Regions from separate parts of the Homo sapiens genome. Here region 1 is linked to region 2. Evidence: read pairs that join two places in POLR2A ChIA-PET (ENCODE). Cell type or tissue: A673. All regions are shown on one strand. Each heading gives the region's core, and the rest is flanking DNA. Links, peaks and the distances in the headings are about the cores only. Region 1 has its middle 230 kb from the start of PRDM2. Region 2 has its middle 170 kb from the start of PRDM2.

Region 1 (7,949 bases), core at 2,666-7,665, 60 kb after region 2:
AAATACAAAAAATTAGCCGGGCGTGGTGGCAGGTGCCTGTAGTCCCAGCTACTGGGGAGGCTGAGGCAGGAGAATGGCGTGAACCCGGGAGGCGGAGCTTGCAGTGAGCCGAGATCGCGCCACTGCACTCCAGCCTGGGTGACAGAGCGAGACTCCATCTCAAAAAAAAAAAAAAAAAAAATATAATTACTGTTTGTTAAGTGGAAGTGGATCATCATAAAGGTCATCATCCTTGTCGCCTTCATGCTGAGTAGGCTGATGAGGAGGAGGATGAGGAGGGGTTGGTCTCGCTGTCTTAGGGGCGGCAGAGGCAGAAGAAGTGGTGGAGGTGGAAGGGGAGGAAAGGCAGGCACACTTGATGTCACTTTTATTGAAATATATGCTATGTAAGTGGACCCATGCAGTTCAAAGCTGTGTTGTTTGAGGGTCCACTATAGTTAAATCCTAGGAAATGTCCAGTTGATGTATAGTTAAATCCTAGGATTTGCTGATGGATTGAATGCTGGGGAGTGAGGGCAAGAGAAGAGTGGATGCTGACCATGCGGGTCTCCCCTGGATGGCCCGTCGGGCAGAGTGGCCTTTGGCTGAGAGAATAGAGAATGGATGGGAGGGCCAAATATGGGGTGGTGGGGAAGAGCAGTGATTTGGTTTTGATAATGTTCTCTCTGTACTTTTGTTTTTTTCATGGCTCACTGCTTCCCAGTGCCATAAACTCAATCTGCAAGCACTGGCTCAGTTATTCTTTGAGATTTTTATCATCCAAAGATAGCTAGAACTGGAAAAGGCCCCTCAAGGTAAATCCATGTAAATGAAGGCTAAAAACTCAAAGGTATGGCTTAAAAGATAGAAGACTTAGCAGTAAAACTGTAATTAAAAAATTTTAAATAATTTTTTGATGTAGCAAAATTTATGTGGGTATGAAGGGGACTTCAACTTCAGTAATATTTTCTTTTATTAAAATACACTGAAGCAAATAAAGTGATCATGTTTTAATTCTAGGCGGTATAGTTCTTTTTAAAAAACAGCTTTATTGAGATTTAATTTATATATTGTGAAAGGAAAATAAATCTTGGGGCCCCAATATCACTAATCTAAAGGGAAAAGTCAAGCTGGGAACCGCTTAGGGCAAACCTGCCTCTGATTCTATTCAGTCATCCCTGTGCTCACTGAGATAAATGCATATCTGATTGCCTCCTTTGGAGAGGCTCATCAGAAACTCAAAAGAATACAACCATTTGTGTCTTATCTACCTATGACCTGGAAGCCCCCTACCCCACTTTGAGTCATCCAGCAATTGCTTCGAGTTGTCTCGCCTTTCCAGACTGAACCAGTGTTCCTCTTCCATACGTTGATTGATGTCTTATTTTTCCCCAAAATGTATAAAACGAAGCTGTGTCTGACCACCTTGGGCACATGTCGTCAGGATCCCCTGAGGCTGTGTCATGGATGCGGGTCCTCAACCTTGGCAACATAAACTTTCTAAATTAACTAAGACCTGTCTCAGATACTCAGCGTTCACAATATCATACAATTCACCCATTTGACGTGTACAATTCAGTGATTTTTAGTATATTCACAGGTGTATGCCACCATCAACAAAGTCAAATTTAGAGCATTTTTATCAGCTCACATAGAACCCCATACACTTTAGGTCTCACCCACTCCATATCCCCAGATTCCTTCCACCCCGGGCGACCACTCATCTGCTTTCTGTTTCTATGTATTTATCTATTCTGGACATTTCACAGCGATGGGATCATAGATTACGTGGTCTTTTTGTGACTGGCGTCTTGCACTTTGCTTAATGTTTTCGAGTAATTTCAGATACAATCCGTGTTCCTGCATGTATCAGTGCTTTATTCCTTTTTATGGCTGGTATAGTTCTTTATACTTTGCCATAGTTTTGAAAGAGTCACCACTTGGCAGGATAATCTAATGTGGTTATGTTGAAAGGATGTTCTTATCTGTGAGAGCTAAATAAAGTGTCAAAGGGGGATGGGAGTATGGGTGGTTGGAAAAGGCCTCAATGTGGCAGTGACTTTTGGGCAAAGATCTGAAAGAGATGTGAGTACCTGGGAGATGGTGCTCCAGGCAGATGGGATGGGAGGTCTAAAGACCCTGCGATAGATTAAGGAATGTCCCGGTAGGCAATGAATGAGGAGAAAATAGCAGGAAGTGAGGCCCGAGAGGCACTGAGCTGGGGTAGGCTATGGAGATCACTTGGGACCTTGTAGACTGTTGAAGGGAATTTAGATTTTGTTATGGGTGAAAGGGGAAGCTGGGAATGCAGAAGTACCTTGACTGACATACAAGTTCAAGGAGCTCTCTGGCCAGCGGTTGAAAATGGACCATAAGCACTAGAGGACAGAGGCAGAGAGTCCAGGTTGGGAAGAGTGGGTGTGACCATGAATTGGACTCAAGCACTGGGAGTTGCAAATAGAGTTGGGATCCATTTCAAAAATAGTTCTTGGAGGATTTGCTGATGATTGAAGTTGGGGAGTGAGGGCAGAAGAGTGAATGACCATGAGGGTCTCCCCTGGGTGGCCCATAGGATGGAGTGGCCATTGACTGAGATGGTAGAGACTTGGGAGGGGCACATATGGGGTGGTTGGGGGACAGAGCGTGATTTGGTTTTGATAATGGTTTCTCTCTCCCTTTGTTTTTTTTCATTTCAAAGGATCTAGTTCTCATTTGAGTCTTCACTAATGAGTCACTTCTCCTAGGAAGCTTTCACCAATTCTCTCCCAAACTGAGTTGGGGTCTTGCTGACTCCGACAGCACTTCATGCTTCCCTATGCCCTGGCTCACCGTGCTGTTACTACCCAGAGTGGGCAGGACTAGGACACACCAGGCTGGCTGTCTGCCCTGGCTGGCTGAGACCACCAGTGAACACTGCACCTCCCTGCTGGGAGAATAGGGGCTCACTCTTAGTGTGGTGGCAACTCTGCCTATGTGAGCTGGAGGTGCTTTCTTTTCTTACCCTGAAATTTTCGAATTCCATGTTTAGGACAAGAATGAAGCAATGAACAGTCTCCACTTGTGTTTCTGAGTCACCCGATGGCTTCCTCCCACATTTCCCCTGCCTTTTCCCTATTTTCAAGTCCCCTTTGCACAAAGGCATGTACACGTGTAGCCAGTGACATTGGGTCCTGATTACAGTGAAGCTTACAGGTCCTTGTTATTAATGAGTAAAAATAACCAGGCAATGAAAATAAGAAAGGAAGATTTATCTTTAAGAGTTAAAAAAAAAAAAAAAATCTCCTGGGAACTTCAGTGCATGACAGCCATAAATGGCTGTAAATTTTCCCAAGCACAAATCAGTATCTTAAGGTGACAAAATGCTGGCTGGAGTGACATATCATATTTGATACTGGGGTGACAGTTAAAATAGCATCCTCCATATTTGCTATTTTTCCAAGTTAGGGCTTCAAAGGGAATAGCTAGGGAGACAAGAAACATTTATCATCTATGATTTTTGCTCCCTTTCAAAGGTTAACCTTGCTATGGTGCTCAAAGAAAAAAACCTGCAAAAATATGTGTTTTAAATATGCATTTGTCGTAAAGTGCCTAAAATCCCATGTCACTCGGCCCTTTGTTTTCCATGAAAACCCTCATGCAAGATTCTGTCATTGTAGCGTGGCAGCTATGCTAAAAAAGAGATGTCACATTTTCAGTTTCATCAAGCAGGATTCTTGTTTTTGTGTGTGACCCAATTTCCGTGTTCTATAAAGCCCTTTCAGAAATCTTTTAAGATCATAATAATGCAGTCCTGGGTTTTGTTAATAGAAGTACAATATCAAGGTGCCTGTGTCTTCCCTGGAATGAACCTGGTCCTAGTGCAGTTGGAGAAGAAAGACACTGAGGAACTAGAAGGTCACACAGGGACCCTGAAGCAGGTTTGGAAGACTTTCTGTATAAAACAGAGCTGAGCACAGTGGGGCATTACAGAGAGGGCTTAAAATGGGGCCTGGGAGCTGTTTACAGACACCTAAAAGGGTTTGAGCAGGAGGAAGTATTTTTTTCTGCTCATCACATCAGAAGACAAGGTTAGGAATAGCTGGGCAAAGAACCATCAGAGGTGGGTTAGGAGTTTGGTCTGTGTCCCAGGCAGACCTATGTCCAAATCCCAACTTCACTTTTATCCACTTTGGACCTATGTTCAAATCCCAATGGTACTGTTGCATTCTTTGATTCAGTGGCTCTTGGTGGAGGATCTCTTTTGAGCCAGGCATGTTTTTAGGCATGGAAAATACAGTGGATGCAGGATGGAGAAGTTTCCTGCCCCAAGAAGCTTGCATCTTAGTGGGAATCCAAAAGCTAGATCCATATTCTGATATTTAGAAGGTCGCATAGCAACTGAAACAGAGAGGAAACTGGATGTGTGGAGCGGAAGAGACACAAGTACAGGGTGCTCAGAGGCTGCCCTGCAAGGGGCCACATTTGGGCTGAGACCTGAGTGATGGAAAAGATATGGTCACATGAACATCAAGGAGGAGGGCATCCCAGGCAGGGGCAGGGCCCCTGCAAAGATTCTATGGTGGGAACAAGCCTGGCAGTGGGTTCAAGGAACAGAAAAGAGAGCCGAGTCAATGGCAGAGGTGAAATTCCAGCTTGGCTCCATCCAATTTCAGAGCTGAAACTGTTAACCACAGAGCTAAGCTACACATACTGGAGGAAGCAGAGGGTGTGTTTGTATGCAGTGGTCAGAAATTTCATTGCTCAGGTTTTGCGGAGAAGATCAGGTTCCTGTAAACTAATAGCCTGTGACTTTAAAAATGTGCCATACCTGGGGTTCTCCTGAAAGTGCTTTCTCATATAGTTAAGAAACTTGGGTGGAGATCCCGTTGTGTTACTTCCTTTTGCTGGGTCCTTCTGGATCATGTATGATGATGATGATGACAGTGGTGACATTGATGATGACAACTGTAACCATAGTAACAGCTTCTCTGAGAACTTGTTATATACCTGGCACTCTGTGTATTATCTCCCTGAATTCCTATTTTTCTTTTCTTATTGTTCTGTTAACACTGAAGCTTAGAAAGGGTAAGTGACTTGCCCAAGGTCACACAACATCAGTATGGCTTCTGAAATCATGCTTGTCACTAGTTTTCTGAATTGCAAATCAGGAGAAAATGAGTTGGAAAGTAGAGTTTAGAAACTCACTATTCCCAAGACACTGTTGCCTGTACAATGTGTGATTAACATAATAAAAAATTCAGGACATGATTTTTGTCCTGAATAAAATATTGATCCAGCAAGGCTCTGCATGGGGATGATGGTCAGAAGCATACATGGGCATATTTTGGGGAAAGAAAGAGTAACTTCTAGGTAGGAGAATTCTTTAAAGCATTGCCTTTTCACAAAATATTTTGATCTTTAATTTTGCTGAGTACATGCCTTGGAGTGAAAAACAAAATGCTCCATTTGAAGAAATCTTTTTTTTTTTTCCCTGATCTCTAATTTTGGAGAAAGAGCTCTAACAGGCGATAGATTCTAATCTTTGTTGTGTGCTCAAACAAGTTGTGAATTAGAGAGACTTCTCCTCCTGGGAATTAGTAGCTTTCTGCTTTGTAAAATAGATTTGAGAAGCCAGAGCTGGGCCAGCTGAGGGCCAAGGTCTAGTTCAGCTTCAAGGCTTTTTTTTTTTTTTTTTTTTTTTAAGAGACAGGGTCTTACTCTGTCACCCAAGCTGGATTGCAGTGGCAGGATCATAGCTCACTGCAGCCTCGAAATCCTGGGCTCAGGCAATCTTTCCACCTCAGCCTCCCAAGGAGCTGGGATTACAAGCACGAGCCTGGCCCAAGGGTCTTTGATTCTAAGGTGGAGTTGGGCCCCTTGGACCCAGGAGTGGCACCTGAGAGGCACTTATCTGTGTTTTGTCTTGAACGTGTCTTGATTTAATCCAGTTAAAAACTCAGGCTGCTGGCGGGCATACCTTATACATTCATTGGAGAGCGAGGTTGACTCCCACTGTGCGCTCTTCATCTTCATGACTGCATTCAGGATCCCAAGGAAGAGATGGATTGTCTGGGAGGCACACTGCAGCTCAGAAGCCTGCAGCCATCCATCATTGCGACACCTTCTTTATGGGCAGAATGACTTTGGTGATGCTCACATCAATGTCAGCCTGGGGCTTTGGTGCTAGCCTTGAGCCTGACATCTGGGGGCACTTTGAGCAGCTACTAAAGGTCTACTCATGGTTAATAAAGGGATCACATGAATGAGATAAAATATGTGAACTAATTGGGAAGAAACTGGGGAGTCTAGCCACAGGAGGGCGTGTGGTTGGCATAGGAAAGGGATGGGGGCTGGGAAGTGTTTGATATTTTCTGGGAAAAGATCCAATGCAGAGAAGGGAGAGAATTAAACTAACAGGTAGAATGTATTAAGTGTTTGCTACGACCAGACCTTGTGCTAAATGCTTTGCGTGGGCCATTTTCATTAAATCCTCGTAGCAACTGCCTGCAGTAGGTATTATTGTTATATCCATTTGATAGGTGGGGAGGCTGAGGCACTGAGTGTTTGAGTCACTTCCTCCATGGTCACAATCTTGGTTGGTTGGAGCCAGAATTTGAACTCAGGCAATCAGTCTTTAGAGTCTAACGCTTAACCATTTCCCCCTACTGCTTCCTTATTTCCCCTTCTCTGTATATTATATAGCCACACTGTTTGCCATGTGACTTTGCTATGCGTCTCAGTAGAGATGGGGAACATCCTGCCCCCTCTTCCTACCGATTGATGTTGAACTTGGTCAGAAGATTTGATGTGGCCAATCAAGTGTTGGTGGATGTGATTCAATTACAGACTTTAAATGTGCTGGCATGAGTTAGCTCCAAGTCTCACGTTTCTGCTACCTGTTATGAAAAGGACAAGCCCCGGGGAAGCTGCTTCTCCATGCAGTAGACCTGAACCCCACCTGTAGCCTGAAGCCAGGGTGAACCACCAGCAGAGGGCAGCCTACCTGTCGACCCACAAATGAGAAATAAGTGCTTCCTATAAGCCATTGGTTTTGGCTATTGTCACATGTCATTATTACAATGGGATACAATGGGATCCCTGATACAATGGAATCTACTAAGCCATTTTCCCCCTTTTTCCCTTTCTCTTGTCTCCCCTTCCATTGAGCATCTACTTTGTGATGCTACTATGTGGTGCTGTGCTAGGGCTGGGGAAACAGACACAGACCCAGTCCTCATAAATCCCAGTCTTATGGGGGAGTTGGTTAATAGGCAGACAAATTAAAATGCTATATTTGAAATATAAGAAAAGCATAAAAGTCACTGACTTAGTCATTGGAGAAGGTTTTACCAAGGTAGGAACCTTTGGCCTGGGTTTTGCAGGATTCATAGGAGTTTACCAGAGCTGATAGTCTAGAGTAAAGGAAGTGCTGGGTTTAATAATCTCTGCATCCCTGGTCATCCCGTAACAGCCACTCAGTCTTGGTTTGGAGAGAGAACACTCCAGTGGTCCTTAGGGGGTCCTGGACTGACCCCTCTTGGCCTGTCAAGATAATGCCCACAGATCTGCCCCATGGCCTTGTGGGTCCTGGCTCTATACCTCCAGTGTCTTACCTACCACCCCTGACCCCTACAAGTCTGTCTTATGTGTCTGGACTTGAATGAAACAGGAAGCAGATCCCTCAGGTTCCCAGTAAAATCTTGTGGTCAGAGCATCTGTGTACAAAGTCCTTGGTTTTTCTCCTGATTAAATAATGAAGGGTCATTTATCTCTGTTCATGCTGGAAGAATTCAATTTTGCCAATTAATGTTAGTGAATTGCAAAATCTAAGGAAATGATAGTTTCTGCAAAATAAAAACAGTCACACTATTTTTATTACACAGCTGTAATGGTCCAGGTACATGGCTATGATTGGATTTGAAAACTGTAAACATAAATTAATAATTCTCCCTCCAAATAGCAGTGCAGCTTCCCTGACATGTTTTAATCGC
Region 2 (7,949 bases), core at 1,906-6,905:
CACTAGCCAGAAGCCTGTGTCTTATATATAAAGATCCCTCTACAATCAGGTAGGTATCATTCTTCCCACTGAACTCTGTTTATTGGTGCATCTTAGAACTTTGGAAATCTTGAATTCTAGACTGCGTATTTGTTCTTGACCCATCAGCTTGATTATAATGTTTAGGGGAGAAAACAATTTGTATGTCTTTTGCTTATAGCAGTTTATCGAGGACTGGCCACGAAGAGCATTTTCTACTTTCTTGGCCCTGGAGCTGGCAGTTCGCATTGAAGTGTCAGCAGTGAGCAAAGTCACCAGCACTTGGAGATGGGCCTGTAAAGTGAGTCAGTGTGGCCAATCCATTCCCACTGGGCACATTCAAGCTTGAGTACTTTTCTCTGAGGAGCTCATTACTGTGGGGGTAGGGAGGCAGTTTCAGGCAGTTTCATGTAAACATGAACGAGAAACCACTTTGCCCGCTACTAGAATTTGGTTAAGGAGATTTAACTAGTTCTGGGGAACCAGAACTCCCTGGGAAGCTGTGTGTAAAATGTGCTTGTGTGTAGGCACGCATGCTAACTTTTTGGAGGAGAGGGTCCCTGGTTTTTAGGAACCAATAGGGGTCTACAATATCCAAAAATACCCATTGAATTGTGTTGTGAATTCTGAGCTTCTTAAAAATGAAGAAGTGGTGTTAGCCACATAACTCTGAATTTACTAAAAACTATTGAATTGTATGTTTAAATGGGTAACTTGCACATATGTGAATGATAGCTCAAGAAAGCTTTTAAAAACTAACCCTTGGGCTGGGTGCGGTGGCTCATGCCTGTAATCCCAGCACTTTGGGAGGCCAAGGCCGGCGGATCACAAGGTCAAGAGTTAGAGAGCAACCTGGCCAACATGGTGAAACCCCGTCTCTATTAAAAATACAAAAATTAGCTGGGCGTGGTGGTGCATGCCTATAGTCCCAGCTACTCAGGAGGCTGAGGCAGGAGAATCACCTGAACCTGGGAGGTGGAGGTTTCAGTGAGCCAAGATTGCACCACTGCACTCCAGCCTGGCAACAGAGCGAGACTCTGTCTCAAAAAAAATAAATAAATAGAAATAAAAAGTAAAAAGTAACCCTTTAGTACTAACCTATTTTTGAGCTGGGGATTGCCTGAACGATGGGCTCATCTTGGGTCCTCAGTGAATTTGGGTATTATTGAGCTTCTTGGGATGTCATTGCCTGATACCCAAATACAGTCATTTGGTGGTGCTTCTAAGTGAGTTATTGGCTTTCAGTCCTGGACCGAGGACCATATCTAATCCCATGATGAGTAGAAGAAAAAGCTTATTTCATTTGCTGCCCTAAGAATGATTGTAGTTCTGGTAATGGGTGAAGATATGAGTGCACTGAAAGTTTAGCCAAAATCCTTCACTTTAATGAGCCTCAGTTCCCTCCAGCTGGTACTTGTCACCCTGTTAAGTGATCAGGACTCAAGATATTTTGTATTATTTGGGGGGAACTGCTATGTAGTGATATTGGGGACTATTGCACTCAAACTGAAACAAAAATCAGGAAAAATTAACGTTGGACCCTCCTGGGATCCTACAGAACACATCAGGCAATTAGGGGGTCAACATAGCGAGCATTAAGTAAAAATAAGTCGAATCTATCTTGTGTGTAGCCATAAAAATGCAAGCGTGCCCATATCCTGTTCATGGCTAATTCTTGGGTGGCTTCCATCACAGCTGCACAGAGTCTGAGCATGTGACCATGGCCTGGGTGGCCCTCTCACCTTGGCCCATTGCTCTGTTCCACCTGCTCCATGCCACATGCCCCTCCTAGCCCACCATGCTCTTTTTTCGTCTTTGAAGCTTTGTTTATGCTCCTTAGGATCACTCCGTTCCTCCTAGCCAGCTCCTCTTCTTTTCCACTCTGTAAAAGTTTGCCTGCTATTGTCTCTTCCAAGAGTCCTCCATGGCCCTGCAGAGTGCTTAGGTATCCTACTCCCAGCTTCTTACCATCACTTCCTTTACCACCCTGTGCCATTTGTAATGCCACTTCCTTACACCCATGTGCGCTTGTGTGGGCAGGAGGCTTTTTGAAGCTGTAGTGCCCTAAGTTACTTATACACAAAAATCCTGCAACTGCTCTCTCCCTGGGTAGTAGCTACTCTTGTAGCTACCCTCATTGAAGAGGTCAGTGAGAGCCAGGTCTGCCTGGAGATGGGGTAGAGGAGGCCCCACTGAGACTTGTGCTCTAGAGAACAGCTGGCTCCATATTCTGGAATTCAAGGGCTATGTTAGTTTCCTAGGGCTGCCACGACAAATTTTCATAAACTGGGGGGCTTAAAACAGCAGAAACTTATTCTCTCACATTTCTGGAGGTCAAAAGTCCTAAGTCAAGGTATCAGCAGGGCCATGCTCCCTCCGAAAGCTCTAAAGGGGGGTCATTCTTTGACCCTTCCAGCTGCTGGTGATGGCCAGCAATCCTTGGTGCTCCTTCCCTTATGCAACTCCAATCTCTGCCTCCATCTGCACGTGGCCTTTCTCCTGTGTGTCCCTGTGTCCAGATTGCCTTCCTCTTACAAAGGCACTAGCTACTGAGTTAGCGTCATATCCTAATTTGATGTAGGGGGGATGTGGCCCACCGTAATCCAGTATGACCTCATCTTAACCTGACTACATCTGCAAAGACCTCATTTCCAAATAAGGTCACATTCACAGTTTCCGGGCAGACATGGATTTTTTGGTGGGTTACCGTTCAACCCAGTCTATAAGTTCCTCCTTCATATGTTCCCCCTTCACTAAATAGTTCATGCATCCTCTCATTTGCCAGCTTTAAAAGCCTGGAAGTCACTCATAATATTCTTTCTTCCCCCTCTTTATTCTATCTCTGAAACAGATCCCACATGGATCACATTTGTCTGTCTTTCCATTTCTTCCTGACCACCCTGGCTGGGGCTACGATCATCAGAATGACTTTCTTTGCTCCTCCTGTTGCCTTACTATCGCCCATCCTCTCTTCTGCAGCTGGGGATATCTGTTTGAAACTTAAATCAGGATGCTACTTGGATTGACCCTTCCAAAGCCTGCCCATTGTGCATTACAGAAAACCCGAAAGACTTATGGCTTGTGAGGCTCTATGTGGTCCAGCTGCTGCCTCCTGTCCCAGCATCACTTCCGGCCACTCTACCTCTGGCTATGCTCCAGCCACAGTGACACCTTTCGGTTCCCAGAACATATTTGCATGTCCTTTCCTTAGCACGTGTCCTGCCTGTCCTCCTGCAACCCCCAAAGCCTACCCCTTTAACCAGCTAATTAACCAATCATGCAGGTATTCGCTTCAATGCCACTCTCTTGATTTAAACACTTCTCTGACCGCTGAGTCTACAGGGGTACCCCTATCAATCTCATTATGCCCTTTGTGGGGACGATGCACTTGTCCCTTGCAATTATGCTTCTGTGATTGCCTGTTTAATCTATGTCCACCCTGTTACACTATTAGCTCCATGAAGGCATGGGTCATCTTGTTCACAGCTGTATCCCTTGTACCTGGAAGAACATCTGGCACAGATATTTGCAGGAATTAATCTTAGCCATCACTTCCCCGTCTCCCCAGTTATTTCTTCGCTCATTAGATATTCAAGTGCCCTTTCCATGCTTGACCTTGTGCAGCACTAGGGAAGATAGATGTGTGGCACTCAATCTCCTTTCTGTGTTGTACTGGGACTCTTCCTTTTTTACACAGTGTCCTGTGGCTGGTTGGAGGAGGCCTCACGCTGTACAAAAACACGTGCATTGGACATGCGTCTTGCAGCTACAGGCCCCTGTGGCCTACTTTTCTGTGCTGTTTTAGGTTCCTTCCTCCTTGGCTCCTAGTGTGCCTATGAGACTTCTCAGCTCTCAGGGACAAATCCAGGAGGAGCGGGCTGTGGCCCCAGGAACCTCCTTCTGGAATCCTGGCATGACTGAGTTACTCTTCTCAGGGTGGGCACTATCCTAGAGACCTAGCACCTGGATTTGATTTATGCCCTACCATTAAAAGGTGCTGATAATTTTCTAGGTGAGGGATTGAGGCCTGCAAAAGGTCAGAGTTTCACACTGTGTGGCCCAGCCCCTCCTGGCCAGGGAGTTTGACTCTGGAGATGACGCTCTTAGCTGCCCCACTGTCACCATCTGGGTTCTCCGGGATGTAGACTTCAGGCCAGAATTAATACTAAGGGAGGTTTTAGGGAAGTGCTCTTGGGGCCCACCTTAGGGAGGAGGTAGAGTCAGGACTGGACAGAGGGAGAAGTTCATTACCATGAAGGACCCACAGCCTGGCTGACCCCACAGGTTTCCTGGAAGCTGAAATGACTTGTTGGAGTGCCCCACGTAGAGCCAGAATGGCCAGGCCATCTTTAGATATGAGGAGTGGAGGGTTCGTGGGGACAGCGGGAGGAGGGTGGGAGTAGGAGGGATGTGCCCTTTGGCCTCTCTGCAGCTGAGGCCATCCTGCAGGAACTTTAGCACCAATAGCAGCCCAGCAGCCAGCCCTTTCTGGAAGGAGGGATCTGGGATCTCATCTGCTACACTCTTTCCTCCTACTCGCTTTTTGTGGATAATTCTAGAACTTTCCACCACTTATCTGTAAGTGGAGTTTTTCTCACCTTAAATAATTGTTGCAGTTCTTGAAAGTGAAATATCCTTTAAAAATTGCTAGTGGTCATTTCAAGGATAATCTGGCCCAACCAGCTGTATCATCCCAAAGCTTTTAGACTTTTTTATCTGTCAAAGCCAAGGGCCATCTGCTCAGTGTGGCAGAGAGGGCTGTGGAATGGTGGCAAACCAAGACTCTTGATAAGGAGTAACTTAAAGGGGATTGTTTGCAACGTAGGAGCCCCTTAGTCTGAATGCAGAGCTAAGTTAGTAGTTAAGCAGAATGAATGGAAAAGGAGCATGAAGAGAAAAACCCAGCTGAGTTTCTGCTAAGTAAAAAGTCAGCAGGGGGCCACCCCATGCATTCTAGCTGCCCTGGTGATCTGCCACGGGAAACTTGTCCTGTCTCCTCCCACCTCCTGGAAGAGCTGAGAAGTCATTCTTATCTGGGAAATCAAACGTAATTCTTCATCTATATCAGGGAATGGCAAACTTGTTTTGTACGTATATTGTTCTGTATGTACATTCCGTAAATGTACATTTATAGAACATACGTATATTCTTCACAGTTATATCTAAATTGACATTAAAAAAATGAAACTGTCCTGTTCCTTCTCTGTGTGACCAGCCAGCACCATTAAGCTATTGCTATGTGCCAGGCTCTGAATAAGTGCTTTGAATAGCATCTTTCTTTCTTTCTTTCTTTCTTTCTTTCTTTCTTTCTTTCTTTCTTTCTTTCTTTCTTTCTTTCTTTCTTTCTTTTTAACTTTTAAGTTTAGGAGTACAAGTACAGGTTTGTTACATAGGTAAACTTGTATCATGGGGATTTGTTGTACAGATTATTTCTTCACCCAGGTATTAAGCCTAGTATCCATTAGTTACTTTTCCTGATTCTCTCCGCCTCCTACCCTCTACCCTTCAAAAAGGCCTCAGTGTGTGTCGTTCCCCTCTATGTTTCCATGGGTTCTCATCGTTTAGCTCCCACTTGTAAGCGAGAACATGCGGTATTTGGTTTTTTGTTCCTGTGTTAGTTTACTAAGAATAATGGCCTCCTGTGTCCTGCAAAGGACATGATCTTGTTCTTTTTTGTGGCTGTATAGTATTTCATGGTGTATATGTACCACAGTTTCTTTATCCAGTCTATCACTGATGGGCATTTAGGTTGATTCCACGTCTTTGCTATTGTGAATAGTGCTGCAATGAACATACATGTGCATGTGTCTTTATAACAGAACTATTTATATTCCTTTGGGTATATACTCAGTAATGGGATTGCTGGGTCAAATGGTATTTCTGTCTTTAGGTCTTTGACGAATCACCACACTGTCTTCCACAATGGCTGAACTAATTTACACTCCCACCAACAGTATATAAGTGTTCCTTTTTCTCCACAACCTTGCCAGCGTCTGTTATTTTTTGACTTTTTAATAATCACCATTTTGACTGGTGTTAGATGGTATCATAGTGTGGTTGTGATTTGCATTTCTCTGATGATCAGTGATGTTGAGTTTTTTTTCATATGCTTGTTTGGACACATGTATGTGTTGTTCTGAAAAATATCTGTTCATGTCCTTTGCCCACTTTTTTATAGTTGTTTTTTTCTTGTAAATTTGTTTAAGTTTCTTACTGTGCACAGGGTATTTGATGGAATCCTTACAACCCCATGAGACAGGATGCACCCCTTTTTCATAAGATAAAAACCAAGATTTAGAAAAGTTCACCAAATTGCTGGGAGCTACACAAATAGAGAGCAGGAAATAACAGAATTCTGTCCTGGGTCTGATTCTACAGCTGTTAACCTTGCTCCCTATACCTCCTGTTAGAGCAGGATTCCTGTCTGTGCTTCCTCTGCGTGCTCCTGACCACGTACAGTTTCCTTCCTGGGGGGGAGTTGGCTGGGAAGGCGAGTGAGCATTGTGGTCACTGTGTTTCATGGGTGAGCAAGTAAGCCACCAACTAGACTAGAACCAGCACACATTGGCCAAATATGGCCCATGGCTCTCGAATGGTCTTTACATTTTTATTAATTTATTTATTTTTAACTTTTATTTTAGGTTTGGGGTACATGTGAAGGTTTGTTACATAGGCAAACACGGGTTGTACATATTACATATTGTACATATTATTTCATCACCCAGGTATTAAGCCCAGTACCTAATAGTTATCTTTTCTGTTCCTTTCCCTCCTCCCACCCTCCCCCATCAAGTAGACCTCAGTGTCTGTTCTTCCCTTCTTTGTGTTCCTAAGTTCTTATCATTCAGCTCCTGGGTTTTTACATTTTTAAATGGCTGAGAAAAAAATCAAAAGAAGACTACTTTGTAACACATGAAAATTACATGACATTGAACTTTCAGTGTCCATAAATAAAGTTTTATTGGTACACACCCATGCTGATTTGTTTACACGCCATCCATGGCTGCTTTTGTGCTATGACAGCAAAGTGGAGTACTTGCAACAGAGACTGGATGGCTTGCAAAATATTTGCTATCTGGCCCTTTGCACAAAAATTTTGTTGACTCCCGATCTAAGATGAAGAATGATGTTTGATCTCTCAGATAAGAATGACTTTCTAAGCTCTTCTGGGAAGTGGGAGGAGATGGGACACTTTTCAGGGGGCAGATCCAAAGGGCAGCTGGATACGAAGTCGGATTAATTGAATTATATATATGCTTATATGCATTGTTCTGGAACATTCTTTGCAGTAACCAGGGACTTGTTTTTCAATAGGTCTTGAGCGAATGTCTCTGTGGTGGCTGTGCTCTGATGAATTAGTGCTTTTCCTGCAAGCTCTTGCCTTGAAACCTGATGTGTTTCTATTATGTCATGTTCTTCTCCAAGTGCTGGCACCCCTGAGCAGCTTTGTCAGTACAGGATGCTTGTCAATTTGACAGCTCTTGCCACAGCAGATCAAAGAAGCATTACTTAGTGATTAGCACGAGGAGTTTCTACTCAATAAACCAGTGAAGAGCTGCCATGTACCAAGCCCTGCACTAGGTGCTGAGGGCATGAAGGTGAGTGACAGCCACTGTTCTTAGGCCGTCACTACATGGAGTGATGGGTGAGATGTCAGAGGATCTTAGGATTCTTTGGTTGTAAGCAACAGAAGAAGATTCTGGCTAATCTCAGCCAAAGACCGTGCATAGGGAGGCTATGGAATAATTCACAGGAGAAGCTGAGCAGCCAGGCTCACAAAGGACAGGGATACATAGCTCTGGGGACCTAAAGAGAGGAAATACAGTCAGTCTCTTCTGGAGTCTATGCCATTGGGACAAATTTGTTCTCACCATTTTTCTCAACTTCATCAACATCAGGTTGCCTCAGCATGAGAATCTGGCTTGACCTCA

The links. ChIA-PET counts read pairs that join two places held together with the same protein. Peaks named below come from ENCODE experiments on the same cell type or tissue, not always from the same donor. Only the 100,000 strongest peaks of a DNase experiment are listed, where the experiment ranks them.
Region 1: POLR2A ChIA-PET joins it to region 2 with 15 read pairs; 3 of 35 experiments call an interaction of 5 or more read pairs at or near these places.

Annotation. Positions count from the first base shown.
Region 1 is chr1:13,923,412-13,931,360 of GRCh38, forward strand. It overlaps a transcript of KAZN not described here. Among named protein-coding and RNA genes, the nearest start is that of PRDM2, 230 kb to the left of the region's middle. In A673, for the core only: a CTCF peak has its summit at 6,943 (motif pointing right); no DNase peak of the experiment used is centred there.
Region 2 is chr1:13,864,627-13,872,575 of GRCh38, forward strand. No RefSeq gene overlaps it. Among named protein-coding and RNA genes, the nearest start is that of PRDM2, 170 kb to the left of the region's middle. In A673, for the core only: no CTCF peak of the experiment used is centred there; a DNase peak (open chromatin) is centred at 4,965.